2 separate regions of the Homo sapiens genome follow, and region 2 is linked to region 1. Evidence: chromatin loops called from intact Hi-C (ENCODE). Cell type or tissue: pancreas. All regions are shown on one strand. Each heading gives the region's core, and the rest is flanking DNA. Links, peaks and the distances in the headings are about the cores only.

Region 1 (9,381 bases), core at 797-8,796:
GGTCTCACTATGTTGCCCAGCCTGGTCTTGAACTCTGGGCTCAAGTGATCCTCCCACCTCAGCCTTCCGAGTAGCCAGGATTACAGGCACACACCACCATGCCCAGCTCCATTTCCATTGTTCTTCATGCTTCCTTATTGAGTTCCTTCCCTGTCCCGATTATTCGTCTTTGATTGGGCTTTGACTACCTGGGCATTTAGTAGGGTCCATAACTGAATGCAGCATTCCAGCCGGGGTCTAAGCAACAGAATAGAGCAGGACCATCATCTCCGCAATTTCCAATATCATACTTTCATCAATGTCTTCCGAAACAACATTCACTTTTTTATGTTCATGTTAAACTAAAAGACAGGGCTGAAGGCAGCATCCTGGAACAGTGGAAACATTCCTATAAGTTGACTTGAATCCTTTAAATAAAGTCCATGTACCAACCAGAGTTTTTGACTATTAAAACAGTCAATTATAACACTGCTCTGCCGTGGCCACCATTGCCCATGATTATTTAACACCACTGCTACAGGACCGTTCATGCTGCTGCTGCCTCCATGAATAATTTCGACACCATTCCTGCCTCTTAGCGTCACTCCTAAGAATTCAGAGTCTGCAGTGGGAATGACCGAGCCAATTCACATGCTTGAGCCCTAGCTGCTAGGTAGGGGAGGAACGAATCTTCCCCTTTCTGCCTCCATGGTGGGAGCTAGGGCATTGAGCCCTCCAGTACTATATACACTGGAAAATTTTCCAAAATAAGATGGGGGATTGCCTGTTGAGTGACAAGTATAATGGCAAAGGTTCATTCCAGTCATTTAAAAAAGTTCAATTTCCCTTTAATTGTACTATCATCCAACCCATATTTTCCTTTTTAGTCACAGGAATAACATGCCATAGATTGTTAAAGGCCGACCCAGTTTGCCAACAGACTATCAAATGCAGCACTGTGATCTGGCAGTTTAGGGACCTGTTAAAAAAAGAAATGTGATAGTCTTTGCTCTGGCTTGTTCTGAGAAATCTCCACTTCCTTTACATCTTTAAAAGTCTATCCTTGGCCAGGCACAATGGCTCACGCCTGTAATCTCAGCACTTCAAGAGGCTGAGGCAGGAGCATTGCTTGAGCCCAGGAGTTCAAGATTAGCCTGGGCAACATAGTGAGACCTTGTCTCTATTAAAAATAAAAAAAATTAGCCAGGCGTGGTGGTGGTATGTGTCTGTAGTCACAACTACTCATGAGGCTGAGGTGAGAGGATTGCCTAAGCCCAGGAGGTTGAGGTGGCAGTGAGATGTGATTGCACCACTGCATTCCAGCCTGGGCAACAGAGCAAGACCCTGTCTTACACACACACACACACACACACACACACACACACACAAACTATTCTTAGATAAGAGTGTAGTTTGCAGAATCAACGTCTTCCTGTAATGGACAGGTATTGATTTTTTGTGCCTCCTCTTCAACATTACTCCTTCTGTTAGAGACTCCCACTCTTCCCTATGTGGTTGGGACAGGCTAACTACGGGGTCGCTATGGCCTGGGTGACTTATATCTGGCCAATCAGAGCACTATACCCCTCTGGCCACAGTTGATTTGTTCAAGGATCAACATGTGGCCCAAGAAGGACTAATGAGCAATGTCCCTTCTTCTCCCAGGACTTCTGCTGCAAATGTTGAGTAAAAGGCTTTTCCTTTCCTCTGGAATGGCCAGTCTGGAGTAGCAAGGGTGCTGTATTAGTTTCCAAGGACTCCTCTAACAAATTATCCAGACTTGGTGGCTTCAAACAACAGAAATTGATTCTCTTACAGTTCTGGAGGCTAAAAGTCCAAAATATCAAGGTGTCAGCAGGGACAGGCTTCTTCTTCTTTTTCTTTTCTTTCTTTTTTTTTTTTTTTAGATAGGGTTTCACTCTGTCACCCTTCCTAGTAGCTGGGACCACAGGCATATGCCACCATGCCCAGCTAATTTAAAAAAATTTTTTTTTGTGGAGACAAGGTCTCACTCTGTTGCCCAGGCTGGATACGCTCCTTCTGAAAACTCTAAGAAAGAATTCTTTCTTGCCTCTTCTAGCTTCTGGTGGCTCGCAGCCATCCTTGGCATTCCTTGGCTTGTAGCAGCATCATTCTATTCTCTGCCCTCATCTTCACATGGCCTTCTCTCTGCCTATGATTTTCTCCTGTTGATGTGTCCTCTCCTCTTATAAGGAAACCAGTCATTGGACTTGGGCTCACCCTAATCCAGTATGACCCCATCTTGGCTTAACTAATTGCATCTGCAAAGACTATTTCCAAATAAGCTCAATTCTGAGGTTTCGGATAGAAATGAATTTTGGAGGTACGCTGTCCATCTCATTACAGCCATTATATGGAAAGAGCCTATCTGAGAAATAAGCCAAAAAGGAAGCTAGAGGGTTACGCCCTGGTATGCTGTATCAGACTCCCCCTGGACTGACCAGTTATGTAACCTGGTGAATTACTCCTCCCTTTTTTCCCCCCATAAGCTGATTTGAAGTAACAGAAGGAAACTGATTACCACTCCTCCTTTTGCAAAATTAAAAAATCATTTACACAGGACTAATGTTCCAAACTTCTCCCCGCTATATTCATCCTCCAAAAGTCTCTGACAAGGATTGAGCAATTTCATTTGGAAATTCTCTTAGTGCCTTGGATTTACTTCATTTGGCTAGGAAACTAACTTATTTTGACAAGCGAGATGATCTCTTACAATGTCTTCAGCCATTCCTTATAATTTTTATTGTGGAAAATTTTAAAAATATACAAAAATAGAGAAAATAGTGTAAGTCTCCAAGTTCCCATCACCCCACTTAAAAAAAAAATCAACATTTAGCCATGTTTATTTCATCTATACCCCCAACTTCCCTCCACCTCCTGCAGGATTAAAGGAAAATTCAGATAACATGTACAGTAGTACCCGCTTATCCATCGCTTTCCGATGTCTCAGTTACTGGAGGTTAACCGTGGCCTAAAAATATTAAATGGAAAATTTCAGAAATAAAAAATTCATAAGTTTTAAATTGCACACTGCTCTGAGTAGTGTGACGAAATCTTGCCCTGTCCCTTGCCATCCCACCCAGGACATGAATCATCCTTTTTTCCAGCTTATCCATACTGTGTATATTGCCTGCTCATTAGATAGCTACCCATTAGTAGCTGTTTTGGTTATCAAATAAAAAAAACATAGGATGATACCCAAAGGACTATAAATCATGCTGCTATAAAGACACATGCACACGTATGTTTATTGCGGCACTATTCACAATAGCAAAGACTTGGAACCAACCCAAATGTCCAACAATGATAGACTGGATTAAGAAAATGTGGCACATATACACCATGGAATACTATGCAGCCATAAAAAATGATGAGTTCATGTCCTTTGTAGGGACATGGATGAAATTGGAAATCATCATTCTCAGTAAACTATCGCAAGAACAAAAAACGAAACACCGCATATTCTCACTCATAGGTGGGAATTGAACAATGAGATCACATGGATACAGGAAGGGGAACATCACACTCTGGACTGTTGTGGGGTGGGGGGAGGGGGGAGGGATAGCATTGGGAGATATACCCAATGCTAGATGACAAGTTAGTGGGTGCAGCGCACCAGCGTGGCACATGTATACATATGTAACTAACCTGCACAATGTGCACATGTACCCTAAAACTTAAAGTATAATAATAAAAGAAAAAAGAAAATGTGGCACATATACACCATGGAATACTATGCAGCCATAAAAAAGGATGAGTTCATGTCCTTTGCAGGGACATGGATGAAGCTGGACACCATCATTCTCAGCAAACTAACACAGGAACAGAAAACCAAACACCGCATGTTCTCACTTGTTAAGTGGGAGTTGAACAATGAGAACACATGGACACAGGGAGGGGAACATCACACGCTGGGGCCTGCTGGGGGTTGGGGGTGCTAAGGGAGGGATAGCATTTAGAGAAATACCTAATGTAGGTGATGGGTTGGTGAGTGCAGCAAACCACCACGGCACATGTATACCTATGTAACAAACCTGCACATCCTGCACATGTATCCCAGAACTTAAAGTATAATAATAATAAAAAAGGAAATATAAAAAAGAAAAAGAATTGTCATCAATCTTGAAAAATAAAACAAAATAAAATAAAGTCACTCTTGTACACACACACACACACACACACACACACACACACAAAAACATAGGATGTATGTAGGGTTCAATACAATCAGCAGTTTCCAGCATCCACTGGGGGTCTGAGAACATATACCCAAGGATAAGGGTGGACTACTGTAATTAATTTACCCTCTTCAACCACTATCCTGAGCTTAAAATTCGCTCATAACTGCATTTGATAAGCTCTGTCGCCTGCAAGACAAAGCAAGTTACTTTACACATAGGAAGTGGACAATTGAGGTTTGTAAATACAGTCCCTGCCCTCAGAATTTTCAGTCTAATAGGAGAGAAAAGACAAGAACCTCCTCCAGGTGCTCACCAAACTTTAATGTGGATCACCTGGGGAGCTGTTAAAATGCAGACTCTGTTCAAGTAGTTAGGAACTGCATTCTGGAGTTCCAACAAGCTCTCGGGCAATACCAATGCTGCTGATCCACAGATCACACTTTGAGCTGCAACGCTCTAAACCATCATGCAAAGGAGATAATGATAGGGTGCTGTATAAGGTAGAGATAATGGGCCACACTGTTTAAGACCTGGCTTGTTAAATAGCTTCCCACAATTATCCAAATTAATTTTTTAAATATTCCAGAATGAGACTAACATCAAGCCAACCACCAGGGAGCCACAAAAGAAATATTATAAACTCTGGGAAGAGAAGGCACAGTTACCTACCAGTTCAGGAAACATATATGATAGAGAGCAAACATGTCTAGCCAGCTCAGGGTGACTCCTTTCTCCACAAACTTGCCCCTCTTTAGGAAGGGTCCTGGGTAGCCATGTTGATACTGCTTGACCCCAGCCTCCAGCCACAGCTGTCTGGGCCAGGGGTGAGCATGTGACCCAAGTTGGGCTAATCAGATGATTTCTCCTGAGAATTTAGATTTGCTATTCCGGAAAGCTAGTCGGCCCCTGGGTGTGGCTGGAATTGAGATGATGTAAACATTCCACCTTCTGCCAATGCACAGAGAAGCAAAGAAAGCTGAGAGAATGAAACAGACCACAGACAGAGAAGTGGACATAGAAATGAAAGAGAAATACCCATATTCCTGAGGCTTCTTTGCCCCCATTCTGGTCTTTCCTGAAGCCTATTAGCATTTCTGCCCATGGTTTCTGTGCCTTAGAACTCAATCCCCTTATATTAAAAATCGTCCAAGTGTTGTACCAGTGAGTTTCAGATCTGCAAAAGCAAAGAGACTGGCTGGGCGCATTGACTCACACCTGTAATCCCAGCACTTTGGGAAACTGAGATGGGCAGGTCACTCGAGGTCAGGAGTTCGAGACCAGACTGGCTAACATGGTGAAACCCGGTCTCTATTAAAAATACAGAAATTGGCCTGGAGCAGTGGCGGGCGCCTGTAGTCCCAGCTATTCAGGAAGCTGAGGCACGAAGATCACTTGAACCTGGGAGGTGGAGGTTGCAGTGAGCCGAGATCGGGCCACTGCACTGTCCAGCCTGGCGACAGAGTGAGACTCTGTCTCAAACAAAAAAACAAAAGAAAGAGACTGATGAATAAACACAGTTCTACAACAAGCAGGACAAAGTCAGAGAGGGAGAGAAGGTTAAGAGCCTAGAAATGCAGGTCAGTGTGAGTCCCCCAGGTGGGTAGGTAGGAGAGAGGCCATTCCTGATAGGAGTGAAGTTTCAGGAACCAGAAAAGAAATTTCCTTCCTGCAGGCAGAGTGGAAGCCACCTGGTTCATGCTCCCTGGCTGCCGGGAATTCCTCACCTGGGAACTCCCCTCAACCTTCTTGTTTGTGTAGGATCAGCCATGCCAGAATGCACCTTGTTCCAGTCAAGCTCTGGGGCCACGGTAGCCCTGCTTTACTGCTGCCTGCGGTCTGGGGGAGCTGTTCCCAGCTGGCTGCCACTCTGCCCATTTTCCTAATCAGCATGCCACTCCCCAGGTCCCCAGCCTGGGGATGTGTGGCTTGGCTGAGCTGCAGGTGGGTCCCGAAGTCCATGGCGATGATCTGTGCCCAGTCCTTTTGTTCCAGGTAGACGACCAACTTGTCCTGCCTTTCCCAGGACCATCCCAGTTATAAAATGAAAAGTCCCAAATCTCAAGAACCCTCTCAGTTCTGGGGAAACTGGTAGGGTTAGTCACCCTAATTATAGAGACCCCAGGTCCTCAGTGGAAACTGCCTGAGCATTGTGCCCTGAAGACAGCATCCCAACCCTGAGGACCCCAGACCTCCAAACTCTACCCTCTTAAGGAGTCCCACACAACTGGATATTCCTGAAACCCCCATATCTCTCCATAGACCTGTGTGCAGTATGAGTCAGATTAGATTCTGAAGCCTCCCAGTCTTGAACTGGGTGACCCGGACATGTTACCTAACTTCACTGTGTCTTATCTGGAAAGTAATATCCAAAATAGCACATGTGCCTCATGGGATCATGGGAGTATTGCCTGGGAATTCCCCTCGACTTCCTGATTGTGTCAGGACCAGCCATATGCCAGAAAGCACCTTGTTCCCATCAAGCTCTGGGGCCACAGAGTCCCTGCCAGCTGAGGCTGTAGTTTGGCCCCATAGAAAGTTTTATTCTCTCAGCTTTAATTTTCAAAATATTCTGACTATATAAAAGTCAGCAGTTACTTTCATGACCTTACCCTAATCTAGTCATTGCCTCCTCCTTCCCATGGCCCACCTCCCACTCTGTTGGGTACACATCAGAGTGCCAGTGGTATGGCACAGTTTCTGCACAGGCAGTGGGAGGACCCAGGCTGCCTGCAGAGGCTTCACCTAGTCCTTCCTCTCTCTGGTGTTAGACCAGGGCCCGATTTCTGTAATCTCCAGGCTGAATCCCTGGAGGGGGAAAGCTCATGGAGCTAGTTAGAAGGGCCTAGCAGGAAAGGGGCTGTCAAAGGACTTCAGTTGCTTGGCCAGCACTCTGATACGAGCAGAGGACCCTGCGTCTCTGGTCCCCATGTTCTTACACCTGTCAGCAAGAAGTTCCAGCTCAGGAGGGACTGTCCCCTGTGAACCCTGGAAATACGGAAGAGGCATGAGCACATTTTATGCATGCACAGTGGGGGCAGCTGATGAAGTCCTTGCAGCCAGCTCTCCCACCTGACAATTGTCACATGGGGGTGAGGGCTGTCTGCTCACAAAGGCAACCTGGCCCACATAGATTTCTTAATTGCTGTTCACCACAGAGAAGTGTATACACTAATACGGGCATTGTATGTCCCAACGACAGCAAATCCCAAAGCCCCGGTGCTGGGTTTCAGGCCCTTTAAGGAGAAAACCCCAGAAGTGCATGGAAGTCTCACCACCTCCTCTGCGCCAGCCACACTGAGTCGGCTCTCAAAGGCCTCTTGTGACTGTCCTTTCTCTCATCTTTCCCCACGTTGATAAATGTTCTGGGATTAGCCCTTCTGTGTTTATTGGATGAGCAATTTGTGTCTGTCTGAAAAGCTACATCTGAATACTATTTGGCATGAGCTGAAGAAATGTGATCTGCTGCATTCCCCTCCAGCCAACTCTCTGGAGCTAGCCTGTCTCCTGCCAGCAGGGCCTACAGCTCTTCAGCAGGGTCTGGCAGCCTCACACGTTTGCTGAGGGGAGTGGTTGCACGCAGGAAGGTGGAGGAGGTGCCTAGGGTGGGACCGGGAACCCAGAGAGACAGAGGCAAAGCACCTTAGCAAATTGGCCAGTAGATCTAGAGCCCCTCTAATAATTTAGGGACATCACAGATGTGTGTGGTGAGCCCCAAGCCCTAGGGACAGGAAAAGCAGGTCCCCCATACAGCTCAGGAGCCTGAGTGGTTTCCTGAGCCCAGTGTCCTGGGTATGAACTGCAGCAGAGGTGATTCAAGAGAGTCCAGTGGGTAGCATCCCAGATCCCAGGTCTGGGAGGGATTAGTGTTGAGCTCTTGAGATTTGTGTGTTTGTGTGGGATGAAATGGGAGAGAATGGGCAGGAGGGTTGGGGAGGGCGGTAGAATAAGCTGTACCGAGGCTATTCAAATGTTTCCTGACTCCATCAGCACAGGTCCTGGAATTGGGAGGCCAGAGCTTGCAGCTGTGGCAATCAAGGGCCCAGTTAAAATACGCTAAGGAGTGTAGGGGAAGAGAGAATTTAGTTGGTATGGATGTGGGTGTGTCAACGACTTTCCCTAGCCCATATTCCCCAACCCAAGCCTTCTGCTGTGACCCCCTCAGCACTCTCCCTGCTATTCTCTTCGGGCCACATCACTTCTCCTTGTATCCCATCACTCATGTCTTTGTCTTCCCTCTACCTCTTCCCTACCCTTCCCAAGTCAGGGATCCCAGGGCAGGACACCATCCTTGTGTTCCTGATAGTGAGCATTGAACTGGCCACCAATGAGGCATCAATAATGGTTTCCTGAATAAAGGAATAAATGAGAGAGGCTGGGAATTCAAACTTCAGTGGCCACAGGTTCACAAGAAGATGACAAATGACAGATCAGACAGAGGTAACAATACAGGAGATCAGCTCAGGAGTGAAAACATCATCCTTGGAGTGCAAAGGAGTAGGTAAAGCCAGCTCATGACAGGAACTTGGGCACTTCAGCAGCCAGAGTCCATCTGATGAATGGCAAATGGTGTTTCACATGGTTCCAAATAGTCAGCAAACAGCTTTTGAATCCCTACTTTGTACCATACTCCATAGGACACCATCTGTCTCCACAAGCAGTTAAAAAATATGTGCACTCCTAAAAAGATAGGAGCAATCTGTGCTCTAACAGAGGTGTACAGAGAGGGTTATATAGATTCAGAAAAGGAAGAGGTTAATTTCACTTGGAGAAGCAAGGAAGGTTTCCTGGGGATGGGGGTGACGTTAGACCTGAATCTGGAACAAGGTCTGCAAATGCATCCCAAGTGTGCTGTTTCCCCTACACACACACCCAATCTGTACATCTATAGTGGATTTTTGCAAACTGATCCTTTTACTTTTTACTCTTTAGACTTGTGGGTGAGGTTTGTGAATGGAGAACAGCGGATGGTGTGGCTGAAAAAATAGGTTGAAGCAATATCTGGATTAGGATTTTGTCAAGCTAAGGAATGCGGGCTCAGGCTTGCAGAGGGAGAGGGACTTACATAGCTGTGTTCAGGAAGACATTCTGGCAGCAGCGCACAGGGAGGGCTGGGGTGGGAGGTGGGCAGACCAGCCAGACGTCTGTCCCAGGCAACAAGTGATGAGGCCTCCTCTGAGCTCCTGCCATACTTGGCTGAAAC
Region 2 (9,381 bases), core at 479-8,478, 60 kb after region 1:
CTGGAAACCTGCCAGCCCCATGGCCACAGCCCCATCTCATCAAAAGCTCAGCATCTGCACCTAGAGCAAGCCCTTTCCGGATGTCAGCGTGCAAAGATTAACTCTGGTCTCTCCATCTGGCCCTAGATAAGATAAGATTAGGAGAGCGGCACTATAAATAGGCCCCCATCCTTCCTCAGGCGCAGGCCCCAGCCAGCTCAGGCTACACTATCCCAGGATCAGCATGGCCGTCCGCCAGTGGGTAATCGCCCTGGCCTTGGCTGCCCTCCTTGTTGTGGACAGGGGTGAGTGGGCAGAACCTGGATTCTCTGTGGCTTTGTGTTGGTAGGTGAGCTTGGGGTGAGAGCAGAAGCAGGGCCTGGAGCACCCTGTGAGGCCTCAGCTTTTTCCATGTACCTTCATTCTGCATATGCACCCTCCACTGTGCTGGGGAAAGTTCTGGGCTGGGAGAAAAGAAACTTGGGTTCAAATCCTGACTGGCGCAGAATTACCAAAGTCCCCTACCCTCTTGGGGCCTCAGTTTCTCCAGCTGTAAAAGAGGGCATTGTTCCAGTTCAAAGCTGCACTGAGCAACTATTGGGCTGGAGGCTGTGGGGACAGAAGGGAGCAGGTAGGTCCCAGCTCTCAGGAGAGACTGACAAGTATGCTGGGTGCAGGGTGGTGGATGCTAAGAGAGACCTGGCCGAGGTCTTCTGAGCTCCCGATCTCTCTGAAAGGCTGTGGTTTGGGACTTGGGCAGCCATGTGAGCACGACAGAGCCCTTTCCCAGGACTGGACACATATACTTGGGGCAGGGCCCTCTCAGGATCTGGGCCATCCCTGCAATCTCACAGCTACCATGTCAGGCACTGTTCTGAGCCCTTAAGACAGATTAGTGACCCAAACAGAAAAAGCACGGTCCTGATGGAGCATAAATCCAATGGGGTAGAGGAAAAGGGGAAAGGCAATAAACAAGATGGTTACAATGTATGTTAAACGGTATGTTAGAAGCTGATAAAAGTTAAGGAAAAAATACTTGGCAGGGTGATGGGCACTGGAAGGGGGTTGCAATTTCAAATCAGGGGAGGTATCTCTGAGAGTCCGATGTTTGAGCAAAGCTTGAAGGAGATGAGGGACTAAGCCATGTGGATATCTGGGAGAAGATTCCAGGCAGAGGGAACAGCTCAGGTGCAAAGGACCTGAGGCAGGGGCATGCCTGGAGTGACTGAGGTACTGTAAGACCAGTGTGGCAGGAGGGGACATTGTACGGAGTGATAGGAGAGGAGATGAGAGAGGCAAATTGGAACTGTACCGGGAAAGACCTTGTTGGCCAACATAAGAACTTGGCTTTTCCTCTGACTAAAATGGGAGGCACTGAAAGCTTTGAGCAGAGAGTTATGTCTTTCAAGGGTTGCTCTGGTTGGTACATTGAGAATAAACTGAACAGGGAAGCGGGGAGACCAGTTAGGACCCGCCTGGACAAAAGCCATAAGTTATAAGGCAACGCCTGGCAGGATCCAGGGCCACTGACCTCATGGCCAGTCCCACACCCATTTCCCCAGCTGGAAACAGACCTGGGCACAGGGGGAAAGGGAAACGGGTCTGGGGACCTGTTCAGGAGCAGCCTGCTTACGCCCAGCCTGGCACCTACACCTACCTACTCCTTGAGCAGTTGGGAACACTGAAAAGCCTGCTCTGAAGAAGTTTGGTTTTTGTTTGTTTGTTTTTGTTTTTGTTTTTTGCACATTTCAGACTACTGCCTGGGCTGAGTGAGGAGGGGGCATTTTGGGTCAAGGTCAAGGGCAGCCTGGGGGTAAATGTAGCTTTTCCCCACATCCCCCAGAAAGAAACTCTGACATCTTAGAGTTCTGAACACCCCCTCCTCCCAATACACTTTAATTTTTTTTTTTATTTAAACAAAAATTTTTTTTTCAAGACAGAGTCTTGCTTTGTTGCCCAGGCTGGAGTGCAGTGGCACGATCTTGGCTCACTGCAACCTCTGCCTCCTAGGTTGAAGCAATTATCCTGCCTCAGCCTCCTGAGTAGCTGGGATTACAGGCACATGCCACCACACCCAACTAATTTTTGTATTTTTAGTAGAGACGGAGTTTCACCATGTTGGCCAGGCTGGTCTCGAACTTCCAACCCCAAGATTTGCCCGCCTCGGCTTCCCAAGGTGCTGGGATTACACCAATGCACTTTAGTATTCAATTCCTGAACACCCACAGTGTAGGACATTGAACCAAGTGCTGCGCAAAGGCAGACATAAAGGAACCCCAAGGAGCTCAGGTGCATAGGGAGGCGGGGTGACCCAGTGAGTGGGACAGTACATGGTGGTGTGAAAGAAGCCTCCATCCAGATCTGCTCAGGAAACTGTTGGGGACGTCAAGGACAGCTTCACTGGGGGGCAGCATCAAGCCTTGAAAGGAGGGTATGATTCGGCGGGAGGAGAACGGAGACGAAGACATTTCAGGGAGGGGACATGGCATGAGCCAAAGCAGGGCCCAATCTAGGACCCGTGAGCAGAGAGGAATAGCTGGGGCATGGAGAGGTGTACTGGGAAGTCAGCCCAAGAAGCAAGTTTAGGGTCAGCTTACGCAGTACCCTAAACATAAGACTAAGCAGCTCAGGTCCATAGGGAGGCTTAGTGATCAGGACAGGGAACCACGGAAGGGCTTTATATTTTTTAAATGCTTTTCTTTTCCCTAACAGTTAAATATCAAGAAATGCACAAATCTTATCACTCGATGAATCTTGACAATGTATACACTCGTGTAACCCAAACCCCCATCAAGATACAGGACCTCTTGAGACAAGGACTTAGGGAAGAAAAATAAATACAGAACATTTCCATAGCCCCAGAAATTCCCCTATGTCAGTCAATCCCTGCCCCCATCCCAGTGCTCTGACACTTTTTTTTTTTTTTTAAGAGACAAAGTCTCACTCTGTTGCCCAGGCTGGAGTGCAGTGGTGCAATCATAGCTCACTGCAGCTTCAACCTCCTGGATTCAAACGATCCTCCTATCTCAGCCTCACAAGTAGCTGGGACTACAGGTGCGTGCCACCACACTCAGCTAATTTAAAAATTTTTTTAAATTTATTTTTATTTATTTATTTATTTATTTTTGAGACGGAGTTTTGCTCTGTCACCCAGGTTGGAGTCCAGTGGCACAATCTTGGCTCACTGCAATCTCTGCCTACTGGGTTCAAGTGATTCTCCTGCCACAGCCTCCTAAATAGCTGGGATTATAGGTGTGCACCACCACGCCCAGCAAATTTTGTATTTTTAGTAGATATGGGGTTTCACCATGTTGGTCAGGCTGGTCTCGAACTCCTGACTTCAGGTGATCCACCTGCCTCAGCTTCCCAAAGCGCTGGGATTACAGGTGTGTGCTACTGCAACCTGCCCTCATTGTTAAATTTTTTGTAGAGATGAGGTCTTGCTATGTTGCCCAGGCTGGTCTCAAACTCCTGGCTTCAAGTGATCCTCCTGCCCCAGCTTCCCAATGTGATTTTTTTCCATCATAGATTAGTTGGCCTGTTCTAGGATTTCACATAAATGGAATCATAGGGTATATAATCTTTTGTGTGTGGTTTCTTATGCTCAGCAAACTATTTTTGAGATTCAGCCACGTTATTGCATGTATCAGTTGCTTGTTTTAATTGTTCAGTAGTGCCCCATTGTATTTATTTATCCATTCTCCTGTTGAAGGACATTTGGATCACTTTCAGTTTGGGCAATTTGACATGGAAGGGTTTTAAGCAGTTCAGTGACAGGTCTAGGTTTGCATTTTGATACCCCAATGCCAGGCTTAAACAGCACATTGGGGTGACTTAGTCTAAGTTTCTGTTTCCCTCTCTCTGTGGAAATACCCTGTAATAGCATCTCCAGGAAAATATAAAACTACATTGCCTTGCACACCTCCAGTGATGGGAAACTCACTACTTCTGGAGAAAGCCTCTTTCACTGTGGCATAGCTCCCACTGAGAGAAAATTCTGCTTCATATGGAACCCAAACCTGCTTCCCTGCAGCCTCCTCACAGAGATGGGCTCTGCTTTGTGAGGTTGAAAAGAGTCCATCTCTCCCTCAGCCCCAGGATAGCCCTTCAGAGACTTCAGGGAGCATCCTGCCCTTCTCTAATTTACATAAACGCCCTTCCTTCCACCTGTGCCATTAGACATAGCTCCAGTTCCCTCATCCACCCATCATGCTTGTCAGTCACATCACAGTTTGCTCATGTCCTTTAAGCAGTTCAGCCAGACCTTGAGGGGTACACCAGTGTATGTAGAAAGAGTCAGGCTCTGGACTGCAACAGACGTGTGGGAAAATCCTACCTCTGCCTTAACAAACTGCATTGCGTCACCTCTTTGAGCCTCTTTCGTAGTTCGTTAAACTGACCTATGCCCCAGGAAACAGATTCTGAGCTATACATGCAATTTACTGGGGAGCGTTCATGGGAGTAACATCCATGAAGGATGAGGGAAGTTGACTTCCATGCAGCACAACAGAGGCTTCAGATGATCCTACAGGCAGCTTTGGGCGAGGGGATCAGGCCCTTTGTAACCACATCAACCCGACATGGGATATGGGCTGTTCCTGGGTAGTGGATGCAGCCCTGGGCAAGGCAGCTTCATTCTCTGAGGGTAATTCCTAGGAAGAGACTTGCAGTGAGTGGTCAATATTTCTGGCAGCAGGGGAAATGAGTGCCTCAGACTTGCGCGAGGGCTCTTGATGGCAGAACACAGCATCCACTACTATCTCCTTTCTTCCCTCTGTTACACAGCAGTAAGATAGGGGTGGAGAGGAGTTAAAATCATGTGTTCTCAATGCCCGGCACATAATAACTGCTGAATTGCTATTTTATAATTATTATATGGGACACAACAATTCCAGTGGGATCTAACTAACAAGGAATAGGCTGGACTGTCACCTTCCTAATTTTTGAATTTCTGTCTCTGTTTATGGAACCCAAGATCACATCAGCTTTCTGGCAGCCCCATTGTCTGGTGGCTCATCACCTTTCCTTGAGGAATTCCAGGTTGGGTAGTTGCTGGACCAAGCTCCCTGAAGCAGAAGCAGTCCTCAGACCCCTAGACCTGGGGTCTAGAGCCGGCATAATCTAATTCTTGCTTCTTTGTGTTTCAGAAGTGCCAGTGGCAGCAGGAAAGCTCCCTTTCTCAAGAATGGTAAGGCAGCTGCGTGTTGTTCTCACCTTCTCTCTGCTGAGAGGAGTCCTCTCGTCCATGCTGAGAAACCAGTTATTCTTCTCCACGATCCTGCTCAGACACCTTCAATGGCTCCAAGGTGGCCAAGGTGGCCTCCTGGCCTGCACATTCCCCACATTAGCCCCCAAGGCTGAGTAGGCCCAGCCCCCTCACCCAAGTCCCAAGATTGGCCTCAAAGCCCTTATGATGTCCCCCACCTGGTGTCCAAGGCCCCTTCCATCAGTGAGATCTCCCCACCCAGGCTTAGCAGGACAGGGTGTGCTCTCTGCTCTGTATAGTGCAGACAGGCAGGCCACAGAGTTCAGGCCAAAGAGGGGACCCTGGCACACTGAAAGCACCTGTGGAGTGTGCCAGCCTCCCACCACCACATTCCATCTGATTGTCTAAACACCAAGTTGTCCCCGAATCCTGATTCCACCTTGGCCCTTGGCCTAATGCCCCCAGTGACCCAGAAGGCAGTGGTACTGGCATCCTTGAGACTCTTGAGATTGCCCCTTCATGTAGTGGAATGAGGAGGCTCGGAGCCACCTTCCCATCCACAGCCTCAGCATCGTCCCCGTCAGTCCATCAGAATCCAGCCCCGCTTATTCAGTGCCAAAGAGCCAAATAGTTTACATACATTATTTCAATTAGCCCTATGTGAGAGAAACGCCACTATTATAATTTTTACAGATGAGGAAACTGAGACTCAGAGAGTGGAAATACCTCAATTAAGGTTATACAGCTAATCAGTGGCAAAATTCAGGTTTCTAGGGTTCGGGCCTTCACGGTTGCACCGCACAACCTTTCTCAGCCTATCCCTGTCTCAGGCACTAATGCCAGTCCTGACTGAGTTCTCACCTTGACCTCAGGCCTGTCCTAAAACCCTTTCAGACAGCCTCAATTAAGCCCCAAGCTCTGCCCCATTTCTTCAGCCTTCGCACACTTTGCAGCCTTTCTGACATGGGCCTGATAGATCATGCAGGCCAGGGAGAGTTCAGGAGCCCCCAGGGAGAGAGGGGCCTCCTGGGAATGATGGGTGGTTCCGTATCCTGGGGTCTTCAATGGGACCAGCAGAAGTTCTGATTAGTGCCTCTGAAGAGGGTGTGAACAAGTCCCCAGGAGCTTGAGGGCACAAACTCACTCCACACACATAGACATAAACACAGGCATACGCTTGAATGCCTGCACACCGGGGGCTCCAGAGACACAGGTACACATATGTACACATCCAGCCATAGGCACACACGTGGTCATGCACACGCACATACAAGCAAACACACCAAGGGGCTCTGAGTGGTTGGTTTCATCTTCACTGGACCCACACTGGGGGCCTTCTTGACTCTGATACCTCACTGGGGCCCCACTGGTTCCGAGCAGAACCCCTGTATCCCTCCCCACTGCCTCTGAATCCCTGAGTCCTCTCCCTCCCTTCTCTTCCACAGCCCATCTGTGAACACATGGTAGAGTCTCCAACCTGTTCCCAGATGTCCAACCTGGTCTGCGGCACTGATGGGCTCACATATACGAATGAATGCCAGCTCTGCTTGGCCCGGATGTAAGTCTGCCCCACAACCCCTGCTTGCTTGGGTGGGCCCCATCTCTGGTGCACAGTCTGAAAGGAGCAAGACTTGACCTGCTTCTTCCTTCATACACGCTTGACCTGAGAAGAGTCCTCCAACATATGCCCCTAATAGAATGAGTGCCAGATTAACTCAAAGAAGGCACATGGTTCCAAGCAGAAATCTAGAAGCTGGTGGTGGATAGGGAGTAGGGGCAGAAACCATTTTCCTTGTTCTGCCTTGATTGACTAGGTGACCTCATCTGTTTTTTCATTCGTCTAGCCAGCAATTATTTATTGAGCATTTACTATGTGCTAGGCACTGGGGCTAGAACAGAGCCTAAGTTAGACAGCATCACTGGCCTTCTGGAACATACAATTGGTGTAAGGGGGAAGCCAGGCTGATAGTCAGCCAATTGCAGCACAGAATTTTTTTTTTTTTTTTTTGAGACAGACTCTCACTGTCACTCAGGCTGGAGTGCAGTGGCACGATCTTGGCTCATTGCAACCTCCGCCTCCTGGGTTCAAGTATTCTCCTGCCTCAGCCTCCCGAATAGCTGGGATTACAGGCGCCCACCACCACACCTGGCTAATTTTTTTTTTTTTTTGTATTTTAAGTAGACATGGGGTTTCACCATGTTGGCCAGGCTGGTCTCGAACTCCCGATCTCAAGTGATCCACCCGCCTCAGCCTCCCAAAGTGCTAGGATTACAGGCATGAGCCACCGTGCCCGGCCTTCAGCACAGAATTCTAAGGGATCAGTGGGGCACACAGGAATAAGTAGAAATTAGCTAGGAAAAAGGAGCAAGGGAAGATAATTCCAAGTAGATGAATTTGAAAAGGTCTACAAGGAAAAGTTTACATTTGAGGAAATATAAGAAGTTGGACATGTTGGAGTATAAGGTTTAAGGGAGAATCAGGGAGAGGCAAGAAGTGAGTCCAGAAAGATGAGCAGGGCTAGAACATGACCTCCCTACATCAGATCACCTATTGGCTCTTAGTTTCTTCATCAATAAAACCCATCTTCTATGATCCTGAGAACTAAATGAGACCATGGAAGTGAAGAAAGTCCTCGGAAGCTGCAAAGCTCTGGATAGATGTGAAAGTTTGTATTTGAGGAAATATAAGGAACATCAGGATGTTGTCCTAGCTTAGAGAAAGATCATGCTAATCAAAGACTCATGGTTAGGAGGTACATTGGGAGTGGAATTGACAGGCTTGGTATGTGACTGTATGTAAAGGCTGAGGGGAAGGAGGCAGCATACTGGTTTCTGATTTGTGGGCTTGGGTGGCCAGTGGTTTCATGGGCTGAGATGGGTGGTTTGGGGGTCTGTACCAGTTCTGTGGGGGGCAGTGATGTTTGTGGACAGTTGAGCCCCTAGGACATCCCACTGGATATGGACAACTGCATGAACAGGTAGGACATAGGTCCGAGCTGGAGACAGATTTGGCAGCCATCAGCGTGCGCTGGTGGTGGAAACCCCAGGAAGCTAAAATCCCCCAGGGGAAGGGTGTACAAAAAAGGAAAAGCTGTAGAAGGATGTGCCCATGGACCCTTGGGATCTGCCCTGTATCCATACACTGCATATGTGGGCGACGCTCAGCAGGATGTCTGGATGGACTGTGCCAGGTCCCTGAATGGTACACTACAGCTCCTGAGAAGGTAGCCTCATGCCTGTCTTCTTTGATCCTAGAAAAACCAAACAGGACATCCAGATCATGAAAGATGGCAAATGCTGATCCCACAGGAGCACCTCAAGCCATGAAGTGTCAGCTGGAGAACAGTGGTGGGCATGGAGAGGATATGACATGAAATAAAAGATCCAGCCCAACTGAGTGAAGTGGTCAGTGTCTCTGGGGACACTGGTTGCAGAGGGGATAGGAGGTGGATCTTGCATTGTCGCCTCTACTCTGAATTTGATGTCCAGCTTCTCTCCGTCCCTCTGGTGCTCCTCAACCCTGTCACATGTCCCCTCAGAGGTCCCAGTTATCTTCTGCCTGCCTGAGAGGCCAGTCCCTGACCCCAGGATGCTGCCTAGTACTCCTGTCTGCCCCAGCCTGGACTATCATTCAGGCCAAGAACCTAGGTGAGGTCTGTATCCTCTGCCACTGCTGGGGTGCACGGCCCAGCCTCAGAAAGCCTCTGTGAAATCAGGAACAGTAGCTCATACCTATAATCCCAGCACTTTGGGAGGCTGAGGGTGGCAGGATTGCTTCAGGCCAGCCTGGGCAACATAGCAAGACTGTCTTTACAATTTTTTTTTTTTTTAATTAGCCAGGCTTGGTGGCATGCACCTGTAGTCCCAGCTATTCAGGAGGCTGAGGTGGGAGGGGATTGCTTGAGCCCAGGAAGTCGAGGCTGCAGTGACCCATGATCGCATCACTGCACTCCAGCCTGAGTGACAAAGTGAAACCCTGCCTCAAAAAAGAAAAAAAAAAGCTTTGTGAGAGTCATCCTGTGCCCCCCATGGCTTCCTCCTGGGTTGTGCCAGCACTCCAAGGCATGTACACACAGACACGTGGCACAGCAATGGCTGATATTCAGGCAGTGTACACAGTACAGCTGAACTGCTTGTTGTAACATTGAACTAGGTTTTTCACAATCGAAAACAGGTGATGCCCCAAGCCCTTTGAG

Evidence for each region. Peaks named below come from ENCODE experiments on the same cell type or tissue, not always from the same donor. Only the 100,000 strongest peaks of a DNase experiment are listed, where the experiment ranks them.
Region 2: it touches region 1 in a loop (2.9-fold over the local background); 2 of 110 quality-filtered maps call a loop at or near these places.

Annotation. Positions count from the first base shown.
Region 1 is chr9:33,180,094-33,189,474 of GRCh38, forward strand. It overlaps a transcript of B4GALT1 not described here. Among named protein-coding and RNA genes, the nearest start is that of B4GALT1, 17 kb to the left of the region's middle. In pancreas, for the core only: no CTCF peak of the experiment used is centred there; no DNase peak of the experiment used is centred there; H3K27ac peaks cover 2,611 bases.
Region 2 is chr9:33,239,986-33,249,366 of GRCh38, forward strand. It overlaps SPINK4 (serine peptidase inhibitor Kazal type 4), which reads left to right and starts at 182. Exons shown (of 4, transcript NM_014471.3): 1 at 182-284; 2 at 5,127-5,167; 3 at 6,631-6,743; 4 at 8,441-8,582. The coding sequence starts at 224. The coding sequence ends at 8,486. RefSeq lists an enhancer at 8,928-9,037. In pancreas, for the core only: no CTCF peak of the experiment used is centred there; no DNase peak of the experiment used is centred there.